Regions from separate parts of the Homo sapiens genome. Here region 2 is linked to region 1. The links are chromatin contacts, found by Hi-C or POLR2A ChIA-PET in ENCODE. All regions are on one chromosome and are shown on one strand. Each heading gives the region's core, a stretch centred on a gene start or an enhancer-like site at or near the end of the contact. The rest is flanking DNA. Distances are from core to core; before and after follow the strand shown. Region 1 holds the start of TRNAU1AP (tRNA selenocysteine 1 associated protein 1). Region 2 holds the start of TMEM200B (transmembrane protein 200B).

The links. Hi-C counts contacts between places; a loop is a spot of excess contacts on that map. ChIA-PET counts read pairs that join two places held with the same protein, here RNA polymerase II (POLR2A). Pooled maps may share reads with other maps.
Region 2: a pooled map shows a loop between it and region 1 (4-fold over the local background). The contact joins the promoter of TMEM200B here to the promoter of TRNAU1AP in region 1. A Hi-C loop is called at or near these places in 9 of 50 pooled maps. POLR2A ChIA-PET finds 5 or more read pairs at or near these places in 2 of 52 experiments (A673 and activated CD4-positive, alpha-beta T cell).

Annotation. Positions count from the first base shown.
Region 1 is chr1:28,549,629-28,555,629 of GRCh38, forward strand. It overlaps TRNAU1AP (tRNA selenocysteine 1 associated protein 1), which reads left to right and starts at 3,457. Exons shown (of 9, transcript NM_017846.5): 1 at 3,457-3,509; 2 at 4,012-4,109. The coding sequence starts at 3,483. RefSeq lists enhancers at 3,169-3,463, 3,187-3,246 and silencers at 3,397-3,536, 4,469-4,763.
Region 2 is chr1:29,120,148-29,126,148 of GRCh38, forward strand. TMEM200B (transmembrane protein 200B) reads right to left here and starts at 3,756. Exons shown (of 2, transcript NM_001003682.4): 1 at 3,709-3,756; 2 at 1-1,701. The coding sequence starts at 1,681. The coding sequence ends at 758. RefSeq lists a silencer at 1,111-1,490 and enhancers at 3,170-4,029, 4,030-4,889, 4,890-5,749.

The DNA of each region.
Region 1 (6,001 bases), core at 2,207-4,706:
AGCAGCAGTTCCCAACCTTTTTTGGCACCAGGGACTGGTTTTGTGGAAGACAATTTCCACGGACAGGGGATGGTTTGGGGATTACTCAAGCGCATTACATTTATTGTGCACTTTATTATTATTAATGTAACGTTGTAATATATAATGAAATGATTATATAACTCACCATAATGTAGAATCAGTGGGAGCCCTGAGCTTGTTTTCCTGCAACTAGACAGTCCCCTCTGGGGTTGTTGGGAGACAGTGACAGATCATCAGGTATTAGATTCTCATAAGGATGCCAGGCATGGTGGCTGACGCCTGTAATCTCAACACTTGGAAAGGCTGAGGCAGATGGATCACCTGAGGACAGGAGTTTGAGACCAGCCTGGCCAACATGGCAAAACCCCGTCTCTATTAAAAATACAAAAAAATTGGTGGGCGTGGTGGCTCACGCCTGTAATGCCAGCACTTTGGGAGGCTGAGGTGGGTGGATCACGAGGTCAGGAGATTGAGATCATCCTGGCTAATACGGTGAAACCCCGTCTCTACTAAAAATACAAAAAAACTAGCCAGGCATGGTAGTGGGCGCCTGTAGTCCCAGCTACTTGGGAGGCTGAGGCAGGAGACTGGCATGAACCTGGGAGGCGGAGCTTGCAGTGAGCTGAGATCACACCACTGCACTCCAGCCAGGGCGAGAGCGAGACTCTGTCTCAAAAGAAAAAACAAAAACCCACACCACCATACCCACTAACTCTGAGGCTTTAGTCATATAAAGAAAAATAGCCATTATATATTGTTCTTTTGTGCTCTTATAATGTGTAACCATGCCCTTTAATTAAAGAATTCCAGGATCTACAAAAAAAAAAGAAAGCAGAAAAAAGAAGCCAGGCGTGGTGGCTCACGCCTGTAATCCCAGCACTTTGGGAGGCCACAGTGGGGGGATCATGAGGTCAGGAGTTCTAGACCAGCCTGGCCAACATAGTGAAACCCTGCCTCTTCTAAAAATAAAAAAAAAAAAAAAAAAAAAAAAAAACTAGCCAGGCATGGTGGCAGGTGGCTGTAATCCGTCTCAAACAAAAAAAAAAAAAAAAAAAAAAAAAGAAAGAAAAGAAAAAAGAGGCTGGGCGCTGTGGCTCACACCTATAATCCCAGCACTTTGGGAGGCCAAGGCAGGAGGATCGCTTGAGCCTAGGAGTCCAAAATGAGCTTGGCCAACATAGTGAGCTCTCCTCTCTGCAAAAAAAAAAAAATTAGCCAGCTGTGGGGGTGCACACCTGTAGTGCCAGCTACTCTGGAGGCTGAGGCAGGAGGATCACTTGAGTCCGGGAGTTTGAGGCTGCAATAAGCCAAGATTGTGCCAATGCGCTCCAGCCTGGGCGACAGAGAGAGACCCTCTCTCAGAATGACTGACCAACTGAATAAATAAATAAATAAATAAAATAAAAATAATTCTAGGATCTGGCCTTAGGAGATCCAAATTATCCAACCAAGGTTGTGGAATGTCTCATCTCAGGAAGAAATGCTGAAAACTTCATTTACAGCCTTGTTGCTGACAGCCAAACTACCAGGTAGCCCAGTACTAAAGATAATCATTGGCTGGGCGCGATGGGTGGCTCACGCCTGTAATCCCAGCACTTTGGGAGGCCGAGGTGGGTGGATCACCTCAGGTCAGGAGTTCGAGACCAGCCTGACCAACATGGTGAAACCCCGTCTCTACTGAAAATACAAAAATTAGCTGTGCCTGGTGGTGGGCGCCTGTAATCCCAGCTACTCAGGAGGTGAAGCAGGAGAATAGCTAGAACCCAGGAGGCTAGATTCTAGCTATTCTGAGCCGAGATTGTGCCATTGCACTCCAGCCTGGGCGACAAAGGAAGACTCCGTCTCAAAAAAAAAAAAAAAGATAATCATTACAACAGGATATGCTGACCTTCATACCCCACCCTCATGAGCTTTGTCCTGCCCAGCCTGTAAACCCTACACTTGATATCACTTTCCGTGCTTTGCCCAATAAAACATCTCAACCAGCTCTTTTCGGAGAGTCAGGGAATTCTCGCTCTCTTGTGCTGCCTCCCTTATACCCAGGCATAAGCTCCAATGAAGACTTGTCTGGGAAAACTTTTTTGGCCTCATGTTAATTTCTGTTGGATTGAGAGCCTAAGAACCCCTGGTAACAATAGGGAGGTAGTGGAACCGGGTTGTCCGGAGGGATATTTTCACTTTTTTGGATGCACTTGTATCTGCAGTTTTTTACAACGAGCATATATTAATGTTGTAATTATGTGTGTGTTTGTGTGTGTGTGTACGTGTGTATGTTTTTTGTTTTTTGTTTTTTTTTTAATTTGAGACAGAGTCTCACTCTGTCGCCCAGGCTGGAGTGCAGTGGCGCGATCTCGGCTCACTGCAGCCTCTGCCTCCCGGGTTCAAGTGATTATCCTGTCTCAGCCACCTGAGTAGCTGGGACTACAAGTGCACACCATCATACCCGGCTAATTTCTGTATTTTTAGTAGAGACGGGGTTTCACCATGTTGGCCAGGATGGTCTCGATCTCCTGACCTCGTGATCTGCCCACCTCGGCCTCCCAAAGTGTTGGGATTACAGGCGTGAGCCACCGCGCCCGGCCTTGTTTGTTTTCTAAATATGTAAAGTCAGAAATTAACCCAAGTAACGAGCATACATATATATGTGTGTGTGTGTGTGTATATATGTATATATATGTGTATGTGTGTATATATGTGTATATGTGTATTATGTGTGTATATGTGTATATATGTGTATATATATGTGTATGTGTGTGTGTGTGTGTATGTATATATATGGAGTCTTGCTCTGTCACCAGGCTGCGGTGCAATGGCGCTATCTCGGCTCACTGCAACTTCTGCCCCCTGGGTTTAAGCGATTCTCCTGCCTCAGTCTCCCGAGTAGCTGCGACTACCAGCGCTCGCCACCACGCCCGCTAATTTTCGTACTTTTAGTAGAGAGGGGGTTTCCCCCTGTTGGCGAGGATGGTCTCGATTTCTTCACCTCGTGATCCGCCCGCCTCGGCCTCCTCAAGTGCTGGGATTACAGGCGTGAGCCACCGTGCCCAGCCCTAACGAGCATATATTAATGTTGTAATTATATGTGTCTGTGTGTGTGTGGTTTTGTTTTCTATATAAAGTCAGACGAGTGTGTGTGTGTAGTTTTGTTTGTTTTCTAAATATATAAAGTCAGAAATAAACCCAAGTAACCCAGCCGCCTGGGCCAGGTGGTATCTGGCCCGCCCCATTCCAGCCTGAACTCCGCCCACCGCGATCCGGAAGCCTAGCGCCCAGTGGGTTGCAGGAAAAACCCGGAGCTGAACACACTGCCCGACCCGGGCCGCTGCGCTCGGGAGCCTGCGCAGAAGCCGTCGGAGGCGCATGCTCTGTAGCGGTCTCCGCAGCCAGGATTGGCGCCCGCGCGGGCCTTCGAGCCCCGCCCGCAGAGCCCCGCCCGCAAAGCCCCACCCCGGTGCGCGGGTATGGCGGCCAGCCTGTGGATGGGCGACGTGAGTGAGGGCAGCCGTCCGGGGTCTGAAGACAAGGAAGCATCTCGGTTTCGCGAGAGAGGAAGGATCTGAGTGGGAGGGGACTTGGGATCCCAGAAAGGGGAGACGTGTGACGGGGGTTCTTTTTGGTGACACAGAAGCGGGTTCCAGCATCTAAGTGAAGAGGCTGAGTCCGTGAGGCTAGGGGTCCTGGGGCCCCACCTGGGTTCGTGGGAGGGAAAGGTGGTGCTTTGGGGACATAGAATGGGAGCAATCCAAGGACTGAGGCGCGCTGTTCTGGGACCGGAGGAGTGGGGTTTCTAGGTCCAAGGGGAGGCTCCCTAAAGCGGGGCAAGCTTGAACCAAAAGAGCTGGGGTTTCAGGCCGCTCAGTGGAGGCGAACCTCGCCCCTCGCTCCCCCAGCGGCGCGTAGCCAGCCCTGGGCTGAACGGGAGGGGCTCTGGAACCCGGAGTGGGAAGCCCGGCCGCCGGCCTGAGCCGCTGTGCTCTTGTTTTTACGCAGCTGGAACCCTACATGGATGAGAACTTCATCTCCAGAGCCTTTGCCACCATGGGGGAGACCGTAATGAGCGTCAAAATTATCCGAAACCGCCTCACTGGGTAAGTCTCATCTCAGGTCTCTCTTAATACATCTCGTTGCAGCTGTCATGTACGAGAATGTAAACATCGTAGTCATGGCTTCTCACTACCCCTAGTAATAGTCACTGTAAAATTATAACAGCTAACATTTTGAGGTCCCAATGAGTGGAAGGATGGCATGTAGCTTAAGGGTAGGACTTGCCAGGCGTTGTGACTCACACCTGTAATCCCAGCACTTTGGGAGGCTGAGGTGGGTGGATCACCTGAGGTCAGGAGTTTGAGACCAGCCTGGCCAACATGGTGAAACCCCGTCTCTACTAAAAATACAAAAATTAGCCGGGTGTGGTGGCAGGCACCTGTAACCCCAGCTACTCCGGAGGCTGAGGCATGAGAATCACTTGAACCCGGGAGGCGAAGGTTGCAGTGAGCTGAGATCGTGCCACTGTACTTCAGCTTGGACAACAAGAGCAAAACAATGTCTCAAAAAAAAAAAAAACAAAAAAACAAAAAACGCAGGACTCAAGCGAGACTGGGTTTGAAAGCTATTTCTACTCTATGACCTTGGGTAAGTTACTTAACTGCTCTGTCTCATTCACTTTGAGTATAAAAATGGAAATAACAGCACCTACCTCCTAGAGTTATGGTGAGGATTAAATGAGTTAATTCACATTCATCATTAGGACAGTGTATGGCATATAGCATATGCTCAGTAAGTATAGTCAGATTACGATCTGCTGAGTAATAAGCAGTTTACATCCATTATCTCCTTAAAACCTCAGAAACTTCTGAGGTAGGTAAATACTATTATGAAGAGGCTTAATAACTTGAAGAGTTACAATAAATAGCCGGGCGCAGTGGCTCTCGCCTGTAATCCTAGCACTTTGGGAGGCCGAGGCAGGCCGGATCACGAGGTCAGGAGATTGAGACCATCCTGGCTAACACGGTGAAACCCCATCTCTACTAAAAATACAAAAAAAATTAGCTGGGCATGGTGGCGGGCACTTGTAGTCTCAGCTACTTGGGGGGCTGAGGCAGGAGAATGGCGTGAACCCAGGAGGCGGAGCTTGCAGTGAGCCGAGATCGCTCCACTCCACTCCAGCCTGGGCGACAGCTGAGACTCTGTCTCAAAAAAAAAAAAAAAGAGTTATAATAAATAACAAGTCAGGACTTGAATTCGAGTCTATCCTGAAAGCTCATGAGGGCCCTTAACTCTTATGCCATTCATTTAAAAAATTGTGGAGGATGGGTGCGGTGCCTCATGCCTGTAATCCCAGCACTTCGGGAGGCGAGAAGGGTGGATCACCTGAGGTCAGGAGTTGGAGACCAGCCTGACCAACATGGAGAAACCCTGTCTCTACCAAAAATTAGCCAGGCGTGGTGGTGCATGCCTGTAATCCCAGCTACCTGGGAGGCTGAGGCAGGAGAATCGCTTGAACTTGGGAGGCAGAGGTTGTAGTGAGCCGAGATCGCGCCATTGCACTCCAGCCTGGGCAATAAGAGCGAAACTCCATCTCAAAAAAAAAAAAAAAATTATCTGTGGAGATACTACTGTGTTCTACTGTTATACATTCCTGGCTGAAATAATCCAGATATAGCCCCTGCTCATGGAGTTTACTACATTCTAGTGGGGAATGAGACAATAAATAAGTAAACATAACCAAATGCGTATTTTCAGATAGAGGTTCTCTATTGCCTCCATGTTCTTCTTTCTCTTTGAGGTCTTAGTTTTCCTTAGGGAATTATCAATTTGTCAGTGTTTATCAAGCAGCTACTCTTTTCCTTTTTTTTTTTTTTTTGAGACGGAGTCTCGCTCTGTCACTACCCAGGTTGGAGTGCAGTGGCGCGATCTTGGCTCACTGAAAGCTCCGCCTCCTGGGTTCACGCCATTCTCCAAGCAGCCACTCTTTTCTCGG
Region 2 (6,001 bases), core at 2,506-5,005, 570 kb after region 1:
AAGTTACCCACATTGACCAAAATGCAGCTTCAACGTTGAGTAAAGGGATTTCTGAGAGCTGGCCAATGCCTTTTGCCAGCTGCAGTGAGATTCTGCAGCATAGGCCACGATAAAGGAAGGAGAGAAGGGGCTTCTCAGACTTATTTGCAGAAGGGCCCAGAACTCAGTATGAAGGCATTGGCAGTAGTGTAGCTCTAGAGGGATATACCCCAGATGGCTGAGGGAAGAAAGGGATTGAGGTGGTAGGAGTTCAAGGCTCAGTCCCCGTCCCAGATGGCAGTGGAGAGTCTCATCCCGTGGTCCATCTTCCCAGAGGCCCCACACTCCATCACCAGTGCCGCCTTGGAGGGAGCCTGCCCCAGCCTGTAACATCCCAACCTACCTCCCAGTCTTAGGGGCCCTTGCCCACCACTTTCTTGGGTTTGCCAAGACACTGGGTACATCTCCCAGTCACCCTGGCCTGGACCTCCAGCCCTGTTAGGGCTAAGGCCACTTACAGAGGCTGAAGAAATTCCTGAGGCGAGTCCTCCACACCCCACAGTGAAACGCACCCTCTCCAGCTCACTGAGCCCTGGTGCAGCTGGCATTTCTCTGCCCGCATGCAGGTCAGGATGCCCTTCACAGCTGCTGTGGTCAGAGCATCCATCCCCAGCCTGGGATGTGACTGAAACATCTATTAGACGTTGGGACTCCTGGTCCTTTGGTCCTATTAGCATGGTCCATGCTGCAGCCTCAGAGCAGGCTGTCTCCCCTCTCTTCAGACCCGGGCCCCCAAGTCCCCTCCTCCTCCCAATTTGGCATAGCCCCCAAGACTGAGGCGGTCCAGCCGTGGCCAGCTTCGGTGAGCACAGTCCCGAGCTGCTGGGGCCCCAAGGAGGAGCTCCCCAAGGCCCAGATCCAGAGACTTGGAATGTTCAATGCAGGAGCCAGACGGCTGCACGGTGATGATCACATGGCCAGTCTGCGTCCGTGGACCCCAGGGTGGGGGCAGCCCGGGGCCCTTCAGCGGGTAGCTGTTGAGCAAGGCAGGTAACCCCAAGCGAGGATTAGCGGGCTCTGAACGCAGACTCCGCACTGACGGGACGGGTGAAGTACCCCGACGCGGGGACGGGTCCCAGATTTCTGGCTCTGCGCAGCCTACGGCTCGGGGACTCCTAGGGCCGGGGCTGGGAAGGAGGGCGCAGTCCCAGCCCGGGCCGTCGGGGGGCCGGAGCGCCTGGGCCCGCAGCACCCCCTGGCGGAGCCGTCGCGTCTCCAAGTCTCGGTTCTCATACAGCAGTGTGTTGGCGCAGATGAACACGAACAGGCCGACGCCCATGATCACCGGCCCGAGGAGCCGCAGCCGCTCGTGCGGGCCGTGAGCCCGGCCCCCGCCGCGACCCTCGCGTCGCAGCTCGCTCATCTGGGGCGAGCTGGCATTGGCGGCCCGGGACCCTGGGGCCCCGGCCCGGTGCGGCCAGTAGCCGGCCACTGCAATGCCCATACCCACCAGTACCACGAGCGCCCCCAGCGCCGCGAACGCCCCCGACGGCGAGCGCAGCCGCAGCCGCGCCCGCACCCGCAGAGGCTCGGGCGGGGAGCGCGGGCGCCGGCGGCGGCCCAGGCGGCGGCCCAAGCGAGAGACGCGGCCCTCGGGGCTCCTCCGCACCTCCCCGCATTCTTCGGGGCTCCCGGCCGTCATCTCGCCGTCGTCTGGGCGCTCTGCGGAGAGAAGATGGGAGGCAAGGACTGGACCGACGGGCCTCTAGCTTCAGGGCGCCAGGTTCGGGGCGCAAATCCGGGAGGGAAGCTCCGGCCGCCCAGCCCAGGCCGCTTGGAGATCCCTGGCGGCCACCCCCGGATTTTCCCGGGCGGCGAGGCGGGGAGCCGCCCGCGCTCGGGTTTTCCGCAGCGGAGCTCCGAGCCAGGCACGCGCGGCAGAAGCCGGAGTTGGCCCGGCCAGCGGGCGGAGAGGAGGGAGGGGGGCGCAGGCTGTTCCCTGGCGCATCCCGGGCTGCAAATCTGCCGCCTGCGTCCGGTCCGCAAGCCCGCGGGTCTTGGGCCTCGGGAAACGTGCGGCCCCCAGCTGCCGCGTCTCCAGGGTAAGTACCTCCCGGGCTCGACCCCACCCCCGCACGTGGCTGCACCGTAGCAAATGGGGCGGGGGCGCTCGGGCCTCCCAGGTCCGCAGGGGTCGCTCGCCGGGCCCCACCTCCCCCCTACTGTGCTTTACATACCGCAGCGCGGGAGGAGGGGGCGTCACCGGCTCCAGCCTCTCCCTGCCCGCCCCCTCCTTCCAGACCTCCTCCGCCCGCAGCGAAGCTGCAGCAGGAGCGACTTGAGCTAGACACCGGGAAGACCGCTCGGATCAAGACCAGCCAGGCAGAGGAGGAGAGGCGGCGCCGACTTCGCCCAAGATTTCCATCAAGTCCACGCATGAGAGGCCTCTCCCTCCCCCAGCGGTCGTGCTGGGGCCACGGCAGCAGGCGGGGGTGCCGGTGCCGGGCGCTGGGCCCCGCCGGACGGATGCCCTCCCGGCTCCCCCGTCGGCCCGGGCAAGGCTGTTCCCAGGTTGCGACGTTTCCAATTCGGGCTCCTCCGGATGAATCATCCCCCTTTCCCGCCGCCTGGCCTCCTTTCCCGCCTCCTCCGCCCGAGGCCTCCGTGGCCCGTGGCCCGGTCAGAGCAGCACCGCCCCTGCGCCTCGGGATCCGGGCCGCACAGCTTAAGCCCTCCCGATTGCTGGCCGCGCCCTGCCTGCGGCCTGTGGCCTGGATCCCGGGCCCAGCAGGAGTAGCCGAGCTGCGTGCGGTGTGGCCCCCACGAAAGGGAGGGCGAGGGAGAAGACGCGGCCCCCGCCCAGGCGCCCCAGGCCGCAGGAGAGGAGGCTCAGGGCCTAGCTGTCCAGGGTCGTCCTCACTGCTCGCGTCCGCTTCCTAAAGAACCACCGCGCTGGAGCCCGCAGCCGAAACCTCGGGGAGGCGGCCTTGCTCCCCGACCCACGCCCCATCTGCACCCCAAACCTCAAAGCAGGACACCCATCCCTGCCTCCGACTGGAGCGCTCAAGGCCCGGGCCTAGCAGGGAGCCGCCACTCTCCCGCGTCCAAAGCCTGGTTTCACAGATTGCAACTACGGCCCAGGGAGGCCGGGGAGACTGCCCGACCCCGCACTAGGCGGGGGCTCTGCCAGGTCCGACGCCGGGCTCCGGGGCCCCAGCCCTAGACCCCTCTCAGGACAGCCACGGGAGTATCCAGGAGGAAGCGAGGCCCATCCCCTCCTTGTCCCTGAGTTTGCAGCCCTTTCCCCAGCCCGCAACCGGAGGAGCGATCATCGCTTCAAGCCAGAACTGGCGCTCTCAGCCCCGGCTCCAGCAAGGTCACCCGGAGCCCCGCGCGTCGCTGCCGCGAGGGAAGCGAAAACAAGCAGAGTGGGGACATGGGGACACGCTCAGAGACCCCGAGCCGTGGAGGTAGTGGGCCGACGCTGGGGACACCAGGGAGGCGGAAACTTGGGGACACAGCGCACAGCCCGACAGAAGATGCTGGGGCCGAGTCCCCAGGACTCCAGGGTCCCGCCACCGCCCGCGTCCACACTCCCGCCTGGGGGAACGGGAGGGCCGCGCTCCCGCCCCCAGGGGCCCTGACCGAGGGAGGGAGGGAGGGAGGGAGGGACCAAACGAAAAGTTGGGAAAAGTGGAGTGCGGACCCCTGGACCCCAGCTCGGCTCACCTGGCGCCGCAGCGCCGCGCGGGTCCGGGTCCCAGTCCGCGCGCGGAGGCTCCAGAGCCGCCCGGGTCTCCACGGCCCGGCCCCAGCCCCGCCCCGGCCCCGCCTCCAGCCCCCGGGACCGTCCGACCCGCGCCGGGCCCGGCCCCACCGCCGCTGAAAGGCGGCAGCTCAGGTCAAAGGATCGCAGGTAGGCGCCCTGTGCGCGCCTGGTGACTCCGGGCACCCGTGGCCCGAGTTCTGCCATCCCCACTCTCCCACCCCCAGCTTACATCGGTCGCAAAGGCCCACAAAGGCGACCCCTTCCTACATGGGGAAACTGAGACCCGGGACCCAGGAGCCCCGACACCCGCACGTCCTTCCCCGCTTCCCAGAGCCCCTCATCCCAGGCGCCCGGGGAGCTTCCAGGAGGAGGCGGCCCGAGTCCCTGCTCTGCCCCGGTCCCGCAGCCCTTGCTGTCGCTGAACCTCGCGGACTTCATCTGTGCAATGGGCACCAAGGCTTCAGCCTCGCAAGATGCCGAGAGGCAAGAGCCAGACGCCAAGGGCCAGCCCGGGGCGACTCCGCAAAGCCCTCAGCGAAAGCAGCGCCCGGGGAGGGGCGGGCCTTGTAGCTGAAAGGACCGGACGGGGTGCGGATGTGCCGCCGGGTACTCCTAAGAACAGGCGCCCCTTCGCCAGTGGGGGAGCGGGCTTGTTCCCAATAACGGGGAGGGTGCTGAGAGCTGCGACCCCGCCGGCGAGCCCGAAGGGGGCGGCCCGGCCTTCGCGCCCTCCCGCCCCTGGAGGCAGGAATGCAGAGCGGGGGAGCCAGGGCGGCCGGCGGTCGGCCCAGTTTCCATGATGCGGGGGGCGGGTTCGGGGGAGGCGGCGACCGATTTCCAGGCTCAGCGGTCAGGCCGGGCCCCCCGGGAGGAATTTCCGGCCTAGGATTGATTAAGGCCCGCCCCTCCCCCCGGCCGTGGAGACCCCCGGCGCGCAGCCGGGGGGAGGGGCGCTAATGAGACCCGGCTGCGCGCCGCGGACAGGGAGGGGACCCGAGGAAGGGGCGGGCCAGGGGCCGGGGCCACCCCCCGACGCGGGGCGGAGCCGGGTCCCGGAGCCGCACGGCCAGGCCAGGCCTTGAACCTGAGCTCCCACCCTCTGGGTCGGCGGAGGAGAGTGGGGGTGCATCAGTGCCCCCCGGGACCCCCTCTTCCAGCTCTTAAAAGCCCCCTCGGGGGGTCGGTGAGGTAACGGGCGGACCAGAGGGACCACAGTGGGGAAGACCGAGCCTCGGCTCCCGGGCTTCATCCCTGCGAGGCCGTGTGCGAGATCGAAGCCAGGGCCTCCTTCTTGCCTCCCCAGTCCGACTGGAGGCTCCTGAGGTCTCGGTCCGCTCCACGGAGGCCTCCCTCCAGCATCTTTGCTTGGGACCCCCGCCCCCATCAATCCTCCGCTTCGTCCACTCCCCGCACACTGACCCCACCGCGGTCGCACCTCCGCCTCCCAGCTCTCCCTCCCACCCCTGGGCTCCCTCAATCCCACTCCATGCCTGCCTCTCCCAGCCCACTGCTCTTCCTCCAATAAGCCCGGCTTCTAGTCTGACTCCCTGGGCCCCTCGATCATCCCCTGCCTCCAGCTCTGTGAAGGGCCCTTTGTCCACCCAAGCACGGGGTCAGCCTTGGCCCCTTCCTCTCCCCCTCTCATCCCACTCACAGAGCCTTGGGGGCCCTGCTCTTTTCATCTGGGGCCAGCCACGTTCTCCCTTTCCCATGGCCACTGTCCTGCTCCGGCGTCCAGGCTCCTCCTGGAGCCCATGGTCTCCTGCCTCCCCGTGTCCTAGTGCGCTGCAGACAGGCAGCAAGGGTTTCCACTCTGAATCTGAGCCTGCCACTACCTGCTTAAAACCATCAGTGACTCCCCAAATCGAGTTGGAAATCTCTTCTTGTCTCCACGAACTGGCCCCGGGCCTCTTACACTCCCTCAGGGCTTGGTTGGTCCTTGCTTTCCGGCAGGAACACTTACCCCCTGGTCGTGCCCTTGCCACCTTCTACACATCCTTCAGACCCTGGGCCTTCCCCCAGCCCCCAGACCAGGTCAGTACCCGCTCTCCTGCTCTGTTGTACACCCTCACAACACCAGCAGCTTCCCTGTGCACCTGCAAACTGAACCCACTGGGAGTGGAGTCTGTTTCCTGTCTGTGTCCCCACTGGCCATGACTCTGAGGGGGCAGGACTAGGTCTGTCTTGCTCATCCCTGGAGCCCTGTGCCCAGCACAGTGTCTGCCCACAGCTGGCCATCCCCATTAGAGGAGG